2 separate regions of the Homo sapiens genome follow, and region 2 is linked to region 1. A link is a loop called in an ENCODE intact Hi-C map of the cell type or tissue named here. Cell type or tissue: B cell. All regions are shown on one strand.

The links. A loop is a pair of places that touch in the nucleus more often than their neighbours do. Peaks named below come from ENCODE experiments on the same cell type or tissue, not always from the same donor. Only the 100,000 strongest peaks of a DNase experiment are listed, where the experiment ranks them.
Region 2: it touches region 1 in a loop (19-fold over the local background); 77 of 110 quality-filtered maps call a loop at or near these places.

The regions. Positions count from the first base shown.
Region 1 is chr13:108,891,971-108,899,970 of GRCh38, forward strand. It overlaps MYO16 (myosin XVI), which reads left to right. Exons shown (of 35, transcript NM_001198950.3): 15 at 6,046-6,163. Among named protein-coding and RNA genes, the nearest start is that of MYO16-AS2, 210 kb to the right of the region's middle. In B cell, a CTCF peak has its summit at 3,442 (motif pointing left); a DNase peak (open chromatin) is centred at 3,451; H3K27me3 peaks cover 440 bases.
Region 2 is chr13:108,323,467-108,331,466 of GRCh38, forward strand. LOC105370355 (a long non-coding RNA gene) reads left to right here and starts at 4,563. Exons shown (of 3, transcript XR_007063863.1): 1 at 4,563-4,813. RefSeq lists an enhancer at 3,153-3,785. In B cell, no CTCF peak of the experiment used is centred here; a DNase peak (open chromatin) is centred at 3,015; H3K27me3 peaks cover 876 bases.

The sequences.
Region 1 (8,000 bases):
TCCTTATTTAGAAATGAGAATAACTGATTTTTAATTAATAAATTAGTATTATTTTGCATATTTTATACTTGTGAATTATAAGTAATTTTAAAATTTATTCTTCTCTAATAGATCCCCAAGCTTATGTCTGATTCTGTAGACTTTTCTCTTTAAAAAGAATGCATAATTAGTTTTTTGAATATCTGTGGTATCATGTGTGTTCATTAATGACTTTAATTTATAACCATTTATTAAGCTCATACCATATTGAGCACCTGCATAATTCTACAACAAGCTCAAAATAATTTTTTTTTTGAAATGGAGTCTTGCTCTGTCACCCAGGCTGGAGTATAGTGGCACAATCTTTGCTCACTCCATTTCCCAGGTTCAAGCAATTCTCCTGCCTCAGCCTCCCAAGCAGCTGGGATTACAGGCGTGTGCCACCACACCTGCCTAATTTTTGTAGTTTTTAGTAGAGATGGGGTTGCACCATGTTGGCCAGGCTGGTCTTGAACTCCTGACCTCAAGTGATCTACCCACCTCAGCCTCCCAAAGTGCTGGGATTACGGACATGAGCCACTGCACCTGGCCGGTCAAAATAATTTAATATTGAGAGTCAATTTGGGAGAATAGCATAACCTATCTTCTTTGTTCAAATATGTTAATATCCTGACAACTGACACTTAAGAGTTAGAGTACGTGTAAAACAACATGGTTATAAAATAGCCTCAAGTTAACTAACGGAAATAACAGAAACTGATGACTTACTCATAATGAAAAGGAACAATAGTTTCCCCTCTAAATTATATACAATCATCTATTAAAATGATCATCTGGGAGACAGCAGGCTGTATAATTTCTGTAATGCATTCTCTATTACCTTATGTAAATTGGCTTTAAATTTTAGTTCAAACAAATACATTCTAAAGTGCATTCCTTTGGATCAGGTAGATATAACCCTCCCAAATCAGTTAGCATCTGGGAGTCCAGATTATAATATCAGTGCATATTTCAAGTAAAACTAATTCTAGTTAACTTGTGTGTTTTATTCACTCCTCATGACACATAAAAGATTCATAAATAAATGACTTCTAGTCTCATGAAAAAATATTGCCCAGGTTTGAGCATGGCTTAAATTCCATGTCAGCTGTGGTTTTATTGTTTCCCTTTAGATCATTATCCACATGAATATCATTCAGTGTCCAAGATGTTCATGAAAATCATCAGTCATTATATCTGTAAATCATCCGAGTATATGTACAGGAATTAAATACAAGCATTGAATACATTTTTTAATTTACCATAAATCTTTATAAAATTAGAGGGTTTAGTGAAATTAAGTATATTTAAGAGATGAACCAGTACAATAAATCTTCACAATGTCATTGATGGGTTCTTGGAAACTGTGACTTTAAGCAAAACTATTTCCTGTCTGCTGTAAGAATTTAACTCTTGTTTATATTAATTAGTCTGTGATAAAATTGGTTGCATTAGAAGGTACGTTGTTTTGCTTAAAGTAGAAATTTCCAAGAACCTATTGATGATACTAAGTGAGCACTTCCTATACTTCCTGAAAGGAAAATCTGATTAAGGAAATGAGTAGAAAAGAACATCCTTGAACAGCCTTGATTTATGGAGCTATCTAGTAGAAAGTTTGAGGGTCAGGATAAGATGAAAGGAAAGTTCACTAGGTGGCCCTAAGAGGAGAGGACAATGTGCTGATTAGAGACACGGTTTAGCCATATTTGGTTGTGAGACTGCATTCTGGAATATCACACAGGCCATCATGGGGAGTGCTGGCAGGCGGGATCAGGTGTGTAGCAAGCACACAAACTGTACATTCCACTGAGAGAGCCTGGTTCATTCTAAAGGAGACAATTTTGCCTCAAATCCTAGGAAAATACTCATTGGGGGTCATTTGGATCAGCAGTTGCCAAATAATGTGTAGTAAAAGAATGATAGAGAAAGAAAAGTCAGTGTACTAGTCTGTTCTCATACTGCCATAAAGATACCACCTGAGACTAGGAAATTTATTTTTTAAAAAAAGGAGGTTTAATTGACTCACAGTTCTGCATGGCTGGGGAAGCCTCAGGAAATTTACAGTCATGGCAGGAGGTGAAGAAGAAAGAAGCAAGGCACATCTTACATGATGGCAGGAGAGAGAGCATGCGCAGGGGAAACTGCCAGTTTTAAACCATAGATCTCATGCGAATGCCTTCACGATCATGAGAGCAGCATGGGGAAAACTGCCCCCATGACTCAATCACCCCCCACCGGGTCTCTCCTTTGACATGTGGGGATTACAATTCGACTCGAGATTTGGGTGGGGAAACAGAGCCAAACCATATCAGTGAGGATGTATTGGGGTGGTCTTCATTGTAGTATTGTGCAGACACTGAGGAGTAGAGAAACTCTTCCTGTGGTTGATAATAATGGCATCATTGTTAAAATTAAAGATTGCCATCTCAGTGGAGTATGGGAAGCCAGAGAACCCAAAATGAAAGGGTTTGGGTGGAAACTAGAAGTTCACACTGTCACAACACACAGTACTCTCCCTGAAGGAGGTTTTGGGAGAAGAGAGAGAAGGAGGAAGATTCAGTTGGTAACATCTAGTAAGTGAGAGAGTGCAGCATTGAGGTCCAGAAATGACTTTTGGTGATTATATGCAGGTCAAACACTTATTCTTACGAGAAGTGACTGAAATCTTTCTGTCAGTCTTACACCTCATTTGGCCCATCTTAAAAGCCTGCATGAGCTCACCTGCCTTTGTCCTGGGCTTCAAGTGCACTTTACCCACTGGGTAGATGGACGGATGGAACCCGATCACCACAGACATGGCTTTGTTCCCCCACAAAGTTTCAGAGCAGCTAAGAGCAGTTAGGAAGGGCTGTTTTGTTTCTAACCCCTGCATTTGAATTTCAAACATTGGAAGCAGGGCATTTTCCATGACATTAAATTTATTGGAACAGAAAAGTCATGTTTCAGGAAGAAACTACCTGGAACCTTCACCAACTCTGGTCCAAATGAATTTCAACTTTAAGAATATTCAATTCCATTGAAATCACTTAAATAAGCATTCACTATGCAATAGCTTTCAGAGAGCAGACTGATGGGTTGATATCGATTGAGTTAATATTTTTTATAGAGGATGCCACAAGTCTTTACTTTCAGAAAATACAGTAGATTAACTCCTACCATAATAGTCCATGACTTATATAGGGACATAAATTTATAGAAAAAATACCATACATTATAAATACAAAAAAAAAGTCAATAAAATTTGAATAAGTAAATATTGAGGAAAATATATATATTTAATTTTCTTCATTTATATTTTTATTTAAATTTTGTTACTGTGCAACGTTGTCATTGTTGTTTTTGAAATCAAGGTGAGCAGCGGAATAATGCCAGTTTTGTTTAGCTCAGTATTTCTCTTAATACATTTATTTAGTGCCACCTATCGGCCAAGTGGCTAATTAAAGATAAAAAACTGGTTATTGCATAGTTTATTTAGCATTTTAATCTTGACTCATGGATGACAACGTACAGTGAAAGAATGCCATGGGGTATTTACATTTTGTTAAGTAGTTGTAGTTTTATATTCGTTTCATGCCTTCTATGTCTTTATTGGTATTTCAGCAGTAATTACTGCATAGTGCAGTGGTTAAGTGTGTGATTCTGAAAGCCAACTCACCTGGGTTCAACTCCCAGCTTCATTGTTGACAACCTTTGAGCCTTGGGAAAACTAATTGGTCTATGTCCTTTTTTCTGTAAAGCAGTGTAAAATATACACTGGTTCCGAGAGTTAACAGAGAACACACATGCACAGACACATCACCCGTTAGAACACTGCCTGGTACATAGTGAGCAGGACGGGAACATTGTCTATTGCTATTCACAAAAGTAAAATTCACTGTTGTTATTTGCTGAATGTTTTCTCTGTGCCAGACGTAAAGCTGAGTGCTTTACACAGCGGACACTGACAAACACTGAAGGAGTTATTCCAGCGTGAGAATTAAGGAAAATGAGGTTTGAGGAATTCAGAGGACCTCCTCAGCGTTACATAATTTCTCATTAGCAGTGTTGGGGTGTGGGGGTAGCTCCTTCTCACTCCCAGGCACATGCATTTAACCATTTCCCTATATTGACTGTTAGGGGAACAAGTTATTAATTACCTGTAATGTCCTTTTTCCAAGAATAATCAAAACATTACTTATCAGACACAACACCAGAATAACTAGAAGCAAAATATTTTTAAAGATTATCCTATTTTTATGACTTTAAAAATAATTGTTTAATGTAATATTATTAATATTTAAAATGTGCTATCATTACCCTCTTATTTTCACCGTATGTATATAACTACATATTTCATATTAGATTATAGGAAAAGATACAAAAACGAAGAGTTACTAAGTACTATTTCATTTTTTTCCCAGAAAACATTGCTATCATCACTGCTATCAATTTACTTTTATCATCTTTAAAATTAGATTATTATATACAGACCTAAACCATAAAGTTTTTGTAAGGAATTAATATATGTTTGTCTCCAAAATTCAAACTTCAAACACAGAAGTTTTAACATACTTCACTATTATCACAACTTGTAGCATTTTTTAATTTGTGGTTAGCGTCAAACTATTTTATAATCTTTCACAGTATAAAATACTTCCAGGTTAATTCAACACCTTAATGTAGCAGATGCCAGGAAATTTAAAAGTGGGATCAAAGCAGCCGCGCGTGGTGGCTCATGCCTGTAATGCCAGCACTTTTTGGGAGGCCGAGGTGGGCGGATCACCTGAGGTCAGGAGTTTGAGACCAGCCTGGCCAACATGGCGAAACCCTGTCTCTACTACTAAAACTACAAAAATTGGCCTGGTGTAACGGCATGCCCTTGTAATCCCAGCTACTCCAGAGGCTGAGGCAGGAGAATTGCTTGAATCCAGGAGGCAGAGGTTGCAGTAAGCCGAGATCACACCACTGCAGTGAGCCGAGATCACATCACTGCACTCCAGCCTGGATGACAGAGTGAGACTCTGTCTCAAAAAATAAAATAAAAAGTAAATTTTTTAAAAAAAGTGGGATCAAAGCACTTAAAAAAAAGTAGGATAGTGTTCTCAAAAAAACACTATTAGAAACACTAGGGAACAGGAAAACTAGTCCGTGTATCAATAAGGTGTTATTGTACTCCCTCCTGTGGCTGATGCAGAAACCGCATGGAACATAACTATCATGCAAGAGATACCCTTGAACCCTCCAGATTTTCATACATTTTGGAGAATTGCTTGGTCCCCATCACCTTCACAGGCAGAGTCAATTGATGAAGAAGCAGTGGCTTTTATTCTACTGTGAATGCTTAAGGAAACATGTCAAGGAAGAATTTCAGCCCCCAGGGTTGGCCTGAGGAGCTTTATCATAGCGTTGCAAAGCCACAAACTTGCCAGTCTGCAACAAAGCACAGGGCAGCGAGAGAAGGCGGCATGGCAGCTCAGCTGGGAGTTTCACCGCTGCCCTGTGGAAGAGAATAGTTGGTGTGAGGCAAAAGCACGGTACAGGGAGGATAAATGGGGGTCAGGGTTGAAAAAGAGTATGAGTGGAAAGTAAATAAGGATTCAAAGGAATGTTCTATGCCAATGTTTAAATAAATGTATTATTGTAAAATGAATTCTGACTTTTGCCTATATTAATTCAGATGACTCCTTCCCTTCCAAAATGCAAACGCTATTTTACTGTTCTATTCAGGTTTGAAATCTTGATAACATTTGTTAAGCTTGGGGCTGTGTGTGTAGAGAATGGCTTTCCTTCTTTTATGTGCAGGAGAGTGCAGTGTCGTCAAGCAATCTGTCTATTATTGCTTCATGAACAGTAGCCACAATTTGAGACATAGGATGCTAGTGGCTTGCCTTTGAGGAAAAAGGGGTCTTAAAAATTCAATATAGCATTCTATGAGCAGGATAGAAACTTTCAGACCAAGAAGTATTATTCACTGCATCGTCGCTATTACTCATCAATTTTATTTCTTAAAATATGAGCAGTTCAGTAAAATGTTCTCCTCTCCCACAGGTCGTGTGCATCTTAGAAGCCTTTGGACATGCCAAGACCACACTTAATGATTTGTCCAGTTGCTTCATCAAGTATTTTGAACTGCAGTTCTGTGAGAGGAAACAACAGCTAACCGGAGGTAAGTGCAGTATTTGACAACGTGGATTTCCTGTGCCGAGCCAGCATGCGACCACGTCACACACAGGCACGCTATGGACACACTGTGTATGAATCAATGCTGGGAGAGAAAACCTATTCTTCATGACCGTGTCTGGAAACAGCTTAAGATACTTCTGGAAAGTTTGTATTACATTAGAACAAGGATCAATACTCAGGCACTCAGTTGAGGGTGTGTGAGTGTGTGTGTGTGTGTGTGTGTGTGTGTGTGTGTGTGTATACATACCTAGGATGTCAGGTGATAAGTGCTGAAGTTATTGTGAATTAAAAAATATTCTCAAATGCAAGCTGAACCTTTTCAAAATGATTATTGTATGGGCTATATAATGAGAAACCAAACCCAGACCAAACGTAGCTGAATTATCCTTGCTGAACATAGAAACAAACTCAAATACTTTAATTAAATAAATAATACCTTAGTATTATATATAATTTCTTCACATAATACACATTGAAATCTATTTGAAATAAAACTGAATCCATATAGTTAAATGACTGAATTAAATCTAAACATCAAAATAATTGCCAAACTAAACCCAAGCAGACACTGTTTCGTATTTGATTTAAATACTTAAAGTATATTTTATAAAAACTCCTTATTTAAAATTCAACTAATTTAGAATTCACCTAGAATTTTACATCTTTCCAATTAAAACAGATTATTAATGCAAATTAATAATATAAATACAATTGTAGGTAGAATTTTGATATACTTGAAGTAATCAGATATTTTTAAAAAACTTTTACAACAGCTGTCAGCACATAAACATTTGCCAATTATTATAAATGATTTCTGAAAGAGTTTAATTTTACTTGGCTTTTTAAAGTTACCCTATTTTCCCTTCAGGAAAAAAAAAGTTAGTTTTGACCATAATCTAGAAACAAAAACATTGTATTTTGCAGCAAGTCTATGTCAGAATCAGTTTTCTACTAATAAAATGTGATAAATAACATGCATAAAAACAGTATGAGCCTGGTGCAGTGGCTCACGCCTGAAATCCCAGCACTTTGGGAGGCCGAGGCGGGTGGATTTCCTGAGGTCAGGAGTTTGAGACCAGCCTGACTAACATGGAGAAACCCCGTCTCTACTAAAAATACAAAATTATCCAGGTGTGGTGGCGCATGCCTGTAATCCCAGCTACTTGGGAGGCTGAGACAGGAGAATCACTTGAACCCAGGAGGCGGAGGTTGCAGTAAGCAGATATCACACCATTGCACTCCAGCCTGGGCAACGAGAGCCAAACTCCATCTCAAAAAAAAAAAAAGAAAGAAAGAAAAGATGCTTTTAGATGTTTAGATGTTGAAGTTAGAAGGTTAACTTATACAAAAGGAAAGCTATTCAATCATTTATTGGTTTTTTAAACCCATGGCTTAGAGTTCTGAAGGTCTGCCATTTTATGAAGACCTCATCGGAGAACTGTCGTGAGCCTCAAGCTCTGGTTTTCAAGTCTCAGTTTCCTAACACCTGGCTGGGTGTGCTCCTCCAAGGGAAGGGGCCGGATTTACTTCTGTAATACTGAGCACAGTTTTCCCCCTGAGCTCTCAGTGACTGGTGGGCTGTGGCGATGTTCTCTAAGTGGATAGAAGTTCTCCAAAAGTAGGAAGCTGAAACATTGAAAGCTCCGTGTTCCAGCCCCTTGCCACTCAAATGTGTGGCCCAAGGATGAGCACTGCGTCATCACTTGGGAGTTTGTTATAGATGCAGAATCTGAGGCCATACTCCAGACTGGCTGATGGAGACTGCAGTTTAACAAGATTCCAGGTGATTCATGGGACGTGAGTGTCTGAGAGCTCTGAGA
Region 2 (8,000 bases), 570 kb before region 1:
CCCTGAGCTCTACCTCATCATCCTCTCTCCTCGCATTCAAACCCATGGCAATCGTTGATATGTTACCACCTCCATCATTTTGCTTTTTTCAGGATGTCATACAGTCGCAATAATTGTATGTAGCCTTTTCAGATTGTCTTCTTTCACTTAGCAATCTTCACTTAATGTTCCTCCATGTCTTTTCATGGTTCGATATCTCATTTCTTTTTATTGCCAAGTAGTATTCCATTGTGTGCATAATCCACAATTTGTTTATCCATTCACCTGTTGAAGGACATCTTGGTTGCTTCTAATTTTCAGCAATTATGAATAAAGCTGCTGTAAAAGTAGGATTTTGTGTGGATGTAAGTTTTTGACTTATTTGGACAAATAACCTCATACTGTGTAGCACGACTGCTGGATCAGATGGCCAGACTACAGTTAGCTTTGCAAGAAACTGCCAACTTGCCTTCCAAAGTAGCTGTTATCATTTTGCATTCCCACAAGCAAGGAATGAGAGTTTCCATTGCTCCACATGTTCACCGGCCTTTAATATTGTTGTTTCAGATTTAAGACATTCTAACAGGTGAAGAGAAGTGTTTTATTGTTGTTTTAATTTGCAATTCTCTAGTGACATATGATGTTAGCATCTTTCATATGCTTTTCTGCCATCTGTATATCTTCTTTGGTGAGATACCAGTTTAGATCTTTTACCCACTTTTTCATTGAGTTGTTTTCTTAGTGTTAAGTTTTAAGAATTCTTTGTATATTTTGGAGGCAAGTTCTTTGTCAGATATGAGTTTTGCAGACTTTTTTCCTCATCCATGACTTTTTATTATTTAAATCTAATTTGATTTTTGTAACAACTCATGGGGCAGATGCTGTTATTAACTGTATTTTACAGATGAGGAAATAGTGCCATAGAGAAGTTATATATCTTGCCCAAGGTCTCAAAAACTAGTGTGAAGTGTATCTAGAATGCAGAGCCAGGCAATCTGAGTGCAGTTTGTTAAGCTTTCTGCTTCATCACCCTTGTCCTAAGCACTCATTACATTTGCATCACAGGCCGCTCATACTCAGCTGAGACCAGTTATGATCATGAGCCCCTGATATTGGTCTGTTTTTCATTTGTGTTACTCTGGACACTAATGCTTACTTAGAAATGCAAGAAAAAAGAAGAGCTATGGGCTAGCAATAGTAAATGTTTAAGAACAGATTTTAAATACTGTAAAATCAGATATAGCCTTTAAAATGTTTGATTGAGACCAACAGGAGGTGATTTTTTACTGTCAGTGACTAATGAGATGGTTTTTTAAAGAATCACATTTTAAAATCTGCTGTAACTTTCACATAGAAAAGAATTTTAGCCTTTTCTTTTGTGGAAGGGAAAATGAAACTTCAGGAGTGAGATCTAGTGTGCAACTATCCTCATTTTAATCACTTTGGCCTAGATATGTTCCACGGAAAGAGAAATAGTGTTCCGTAGTTTGCTTAATCAAAGGACACCCACAGAAGAAAAGGTGTATGGGTGACATCGTGGGTGCCTCACCAACGGAGCCAATCTTTCTCAAAATGTGCTGAGATCACCAACACCTTCTAATATCAAACTATCAAACTGAATGACTTCTTTCAGGCCTTCCCTAGCTTAAATTCGGAAACTTTTCATGATGTTCAGAATCTTCTTACTATTCTTAGGTATACATTAATTTCCAATGCATCTAAGTCTAATATAGTGATAACCATTTAACTATTGATCTGTCTGCCTCTCATCAACTCATCTTTCCATCTGTCCGCCCACCAATCCATCCATCTGTATGCCATCTGGAGCCTCCCTGCCTTTCAGAAATTGCGTACCTTTTCCGGAATCTAATTCCATGGTCCCTAACATCCCAGCGCTCTACCTCATCATGCTTCCTTTTGCTTCTATTTTTCCTTGTCGTAACACTCTTTCCTTCTCCTATTGTAGCCTGGATGCAGGGCTTAATCTCACTCATCAAGTTATATTTCAAATCCACCATTCTTAAGCATTTTGTGATTTCTTTCTTTTTTTTTTTTTGAAAATTCAGAGGATCATGAGGGTTCATGACATTCCCAGATGACAATCACCTCTACGGACTTGTGGCCCACATCTCCCTGGCTTCTTTCCTCACTTTACCTCTCTTCTTTTCCCATTGCCTCCATAGTCTCCAGGGTATCAAGGCAATCACTGGTCTTTTGCTTTGCAGGATATGCTTTTCACCGTATCCTGCCCTCTCTGAGTCTCACCAGCCAACATTTACTTACATTTTTTTTCCCACCAAAATATTTTTGTGTTTCTAGCAGTGGTTCTGGGAGGAAAATATTCATACTTACACACACACACACACACACACACACACACACACACACTCCAGTAAGCAAATATCATTGTTGACACTTTCATATCACCATGAATTTGATATATTAGACAGTTTATCACTTATGGCTACCCTATTTTGCCTTGAAGTGGCACATTTACATCCTGAGAGCTATTATTTCTCTTACAGGAAGAAAAACAGCAAATATGTAAATTGACATCTAAATAAGCTTTGCTTTCCTTAAATAGTTTCCTGGTCTTGCCCAGGAGTCTGTGCTGAAGCTCTGGGTGCAAAGCTCACTAAGTGGCCTTGGGCTGCTCTTCCCTTATTCTTTTCCCCCTGAGCTTTCTTATCCATAAATCTGAATGAAATTCCAATCTTTGTTCCTTACAGAACTGCATAGAGATCCAAAAACAATGTCTGCATAGTGTTTTAAAACTGTCAAATGCTAAGCAAACATAAATTCTTGTATTTGTTCTCAAAAATTAATTAAATAAATGAAATAATGATTATATAACATATTCAATGAAGAAAACATCTCCCAATTCTAAAAGTGCTTTTAAATTTCTCATTTTCACGTATTATACAATATGAAACACTTCTAGGCACTCAGAGATTGTGAATCGTTTTTGTTCTGCTGTGGCTGTGAGTTGTTTAAAACAGGAAGTAGTTTCCACATAGGGCTATAGCAAGGGGGTGGAGGGTGAGAAGCAAAGACTTATTTACCTAAGAAGACAAAGCAAGGACACTGCAGTGGCAGCCTCTGCGTGTCACCCTTTGGTGAGCCTCCTGACTGGATCTCGGCGGTGGGCCCTCACCACTCTGCCAAGTTTCATAGTGTGCTCTGAAGCTTAACGCTTAGTACCAGTTAATCTAATTCCTTAGCCACTCATCAAATTAATTTTAGAATAGCTGGGTTCAGTAAAGCTTTTGAGTTGGGGATACAAAGATGGTGAGGACAAGGTCCCCACTTCCAGGCAATTTGAACTGAGTCCCTCACTTCAAGTCCGTCACCTCTCTTCTCACCTCTTTGGAAATGCAGAGCATACCCTGCTGTCTTTATCCTCCTATTATTATTCACACCAATTAGGAGAAATTTGAGGCCAGAAACTGATGATCCTTTAACTACAGAAATATTCATTAATTGGCAGCTTGCTGGCGAATTGGCTTTGTGAGCTCCATTATAGGGAATTTCCCATGTTTTACATCAATGATAGCATTCATAATAATTCAAATAGGAAGAAAAAATGCTTGCCTTAATGCCACTCCTTGTTTTCTTGATTGCCCTCATTGTCGTGAGTTGCTTGTAAAATCAGCTAATAAGATTGTGTTATGTTTATACTGTGTTGTATGGTATATGTATTCATCTGCGAAGACTGCCATGACAAAATACCACAAACTGGATGGCTTAACTAAAACAGACCTATTATCTTTTTCTTTTTCTTTTCTTTTTTTTTCTTTTTCTTGAAACAGAGTCTCACTCTGTTTCCCAGGCTGGAGTGCAGTGGCAAGATCTTGGTTCAATGCAACCTCCACCTCCCAGGTTCAAGCAATTCTCATGCCACAGCCTCCTGAGTAGCTGGGATTATAGGCACCTGCCACCACGCCTGGCTGATTTTGTATTTTTAGTAGAGACAGGGTTTCACCATGTTGGCCAGCCTGGTCTCAAACTCTTAGCCTCAAGTGATCCACCTGCCTCAGCCTCCCAAAGTGCTGGGATTACAGGTGTGAGCCACCATGCTCAGCCAGAGACTTATTTTCTCATGGTTCCGGAAGCCAGATATCTGAACGCAAGGAGTCACCAGGGTTTGTTTTTTTCTGAGACCTCTCTCCTTGGCTTGCAGATTGCTCTCCTCCTGCTGTGTTCACAAAAGGCTTTTTCTCTGTGCTGCGTCTCTGCTGTCTCTTTCTCAACATTAATCCTATTAGACTAGTGCCCAATCTTATCACCTTTAACCGAAATTACCTCTTTAAAGGTTGTGGCACCAAATATTATCATATTGAGGTTTACAGCTTCAAATACGGATGGGGGCACAATTCAGCCCACAGCAATATATCCATCCGTGTGGGTTTCTGCTGCATACACTCCGGGGGTTCTGCTTCTGCTTACAACCTCCAGGGATTTATTTCCTGGCTCCCAATGTCAACCTTGAATATCAGGAGTTTGCAGCCACCACTGTGGTTTTATTTAGTGATCTATTATGGATCTACTATCCATTAATTCTTAAATTCTTTGAAGCTCTTTATACTGTCAGCTAGTGTTTCCTCTTGGGTAATAAGTTTGACATGTTGTTTTTTTCTAGAGGAAAATGGTGGCTAGGAGGCAGGACTAAATTGCAACTCCCACTTGGATGGAAAAAGCAGCATGTGGAGACTCACATCGCGAACTTTTGCTCCAAGAACTACCACAGGAAAATACCAAGAGAGCCAAGAGAATCCACAGACACTTTGAAGGAAGCAGATTGCTCCTGCAGGCTCCAGGAGGCAGCCCCCAAACTGTGAGTACCCAAAGTGTGAAAGTATACAAGGGGGCCCGTCCATCCCCAAACATGCACCCTCACTGGGGATCCTGACGGTCCAGATCACGGAAGAAGGATTTGGCCTTCCCTAAAGCTGAGACAATTTAGAGAGCTGAGTGAAATACAAAGGTAGAAGAATCAGCAGAAAGCACCCTGTGGGCTCTCTCGGTACCCAGGGAAGCCATTTCTGACTTTTTCTCTCAGAGGTCTTTGGGGAGGGCTGCAAGAAGAACTGGGAAAAGACCACAGGGAGAAGGAAACTTCCAGCTGAATTTTGTAACAATTTCAATGGAACGCAAAGTTTCCTGGACAGAACTCAGGGAAGGGGGTGAATCAGGAGTGCAGACAAAGCACAGAAGCTGCAGTAGGTGGGGAGGCACAAGATCTGAAAGCCCTGCTTGCTTTCACAGCCAGGAGGCTGGTAGCCTGAGGCAAGTTGTCAGCCCTGCTCACCCACTGTCTGGAAACAAACTCCCTGCTGTTGAGGGGAGCACAGTAGGAATGAGACTGGCCCTTGAGTTGCATGGGGAGCTGGGTGAGGGGTGTAATTGCCAACTTTCCCCACTTCCCTGACAACCTGCATGACATAGAAGAGGCAGGCAGAATCCCCCTGGGAGCATAACTCCATTGGCCTGAGGAACCATGCCCCCATCCCCCAGAGCAGCCACAGCAAGCCCCGGTCAAGGAGAGTCTGAGCTCAGGCAGGCCTAACCCTGCTCCCACCTGTTGGTCTTTCTCTACCTGCCCTGGTAACCAAAGACAAAAGACTTATTCTCTTGGGAGCTCTAGGGCCCCACCCACTGCCTGATCCACCCTATACTATCACAGCTGATGCTCTCTTGAAGGCAACACCTCCTGGCAAGAGGTCAACCAGCACAAAAATAGTGCAATAAACAAAACTACAACTCACAGTGTCCATTTCATTCCCCTGCCACCTCCACCAGAGCAGGCACTGCTATTCCCAGCTGAGAGACATGAAGACAGTTCACATTACAGGACTCTGTGCAGACACCCCCTAGTACCAGCCTAGAGCCCGGTAGCTCCTCTGGGTGGTTAGATCAAAAAGAGGCATATCAATTACTACAGTTCAACACGCAGGAAGCCACATCCCTAGGAAAGGGGGAGAGCACTACATCAAGGGAGCACCGTGGCCTGGCGCAATTGCTCATGGCTGTAATCCCAGCACTTTGGGAGGCCGAGGTGGGCGGATCATGAGGTCAGGAGATCAAGATCATCCTGGCTAACACGGTGAAACCCCATCTCTACTAAAAAAAAAAAAATTACAAAAAATTAGCCGGGTGTGGTGGGGGGCACTGTAGTCCCAGCTACTCAGGAGGCTGAGGCAGGAGAATGGCATGAACCCAGGAGGCGGAGCTTGCAGTGAGCAAGATCGCGCCACTGCACTCCAGCCTGGGGGATGGAGCAAGACTCTATCTCAAAAAAAAAAAAAAAAAAAAAAAAAAAAGAGAAAAAGGGAGCACCCTGTTGGACAAAGAAATCTGAACAGTAGCTATTGAGCTCCAGATCTTCCCTCTGACGTAGCCTACCCAAATGAGACGAAACCAGAAAAACAATTCTGGGAATATGATGAAACAAGTTCTTTACCACCCCCAAAAGATCACACTAGCTCATCAGCATTGAATCCAAACCAAGAAGAAATCGCTGAATTGTCAGAAAAAGAATTCAGAAGATCGAGTATTAAGCTAATCAAAAAGGCACCAGAGAAAGGTGAAGTCCAACTTAATGAAATCAAAGAAAGGATACAAGATGTGAAGGGAAAAATCTTCAGTGAAATTGAGAGCATAAATAAAAGGAATCACAACTTCTGGAAATAAAGGGCATGCTTAGAGAAATGCAAAATGCACTGGAAGCACTCAGCAATAGAATCAAACAAACAGAATAAAGAACTGCAGAGCTCGAAGACCAGGTTTTTAAATTAACCCAATCCAACAAAGACAAAATAAAAAAGAACTTTAAAACATGAACGAAGCCTCTAAGAAATTTGAGATTATGTAAAACAACCAGACCTAAGAATAATTGGTGTTCCTGAGGAAGAAGAGAAATGTGAAAGTTCGAAAAACGTATTTTCCTTGAATAATCAAGGAAAACTTTGTCAGCTGGGATAGAGATCTAGACATCCAAATACAATAAGCTCAAAGAATACCTGGTAAATTTATTGCAAAAAGATCACTGCCTAGGTACATAGTCGTCAGCTTATCTAAAGTCAAGATGAAGGAAAGAATCTTAAGAGCTGTGAGACAAAAGCAACAGGTAACCTATAAAGGAAAATCTATCAGATTAACAGTGGATTTATCAGCAGTAACCTTACAGGTTAGAAGGGATTGGGGCCCTATCTTCAGCCTCCTCAAACAAAACAATTATCAGCCAAGAATTTTGTTTCCAGGAAAACTAAACTTCATAAATGAAGGAAAGATACAGTCTTTTTCAGACAAAAAAATGCTGAGAGAATTCACCACTACCAAGCCAACACAACAGGAACTACTAAAAGGAGTCCTAAATCTTGAAACAAATCCTCAAAATACATGAAAATAGAACCTCCTTAAAGCATTAATCTCACAGGACCTATAAAAAAAACACAATAAAAAATAATAAAAAACTCCCAAGGTGTTCAGGCAACAAATAGCACGATGAATAGAACAGTACCTCACATCTCAATACCAACATTGAATGTAAATGGTCTAAAATGCTCCATTTAAAAGATACAGAATAGCAGAATGGATAAGAACTCACCAACCAAGTATCCGCTGTCTTCAGTATCTGCTGTCACCTGACACATAAGGACTCACATAAACTTAAGGTAAAGGGGTGAAAAATGATATTCCATGCAAATGGACACCAAAGCGAGCAGGAGTAGCCACTCTTGTAACACAAAAAAAAAAACAAACTTTAAAGCAACAGCATTTAAAAAAGACAAAGAGGGAGGATAATACAATGATAAAAGAACTAGTCCAACAGGAAAATATCACCATCCTAAATATATGCACCTAACACTGGAGCTCCCAAATTTATAAAACAATTACTACTAGACCTAAGAAATGAGATAGACAACAACGCAATAATAGTGGGGGACTCCAATACTCCACTGACAGAACTACACAGGCCATCAAGGCAGAAAGTCAACAAAGAAACAATGTATTTATACTAT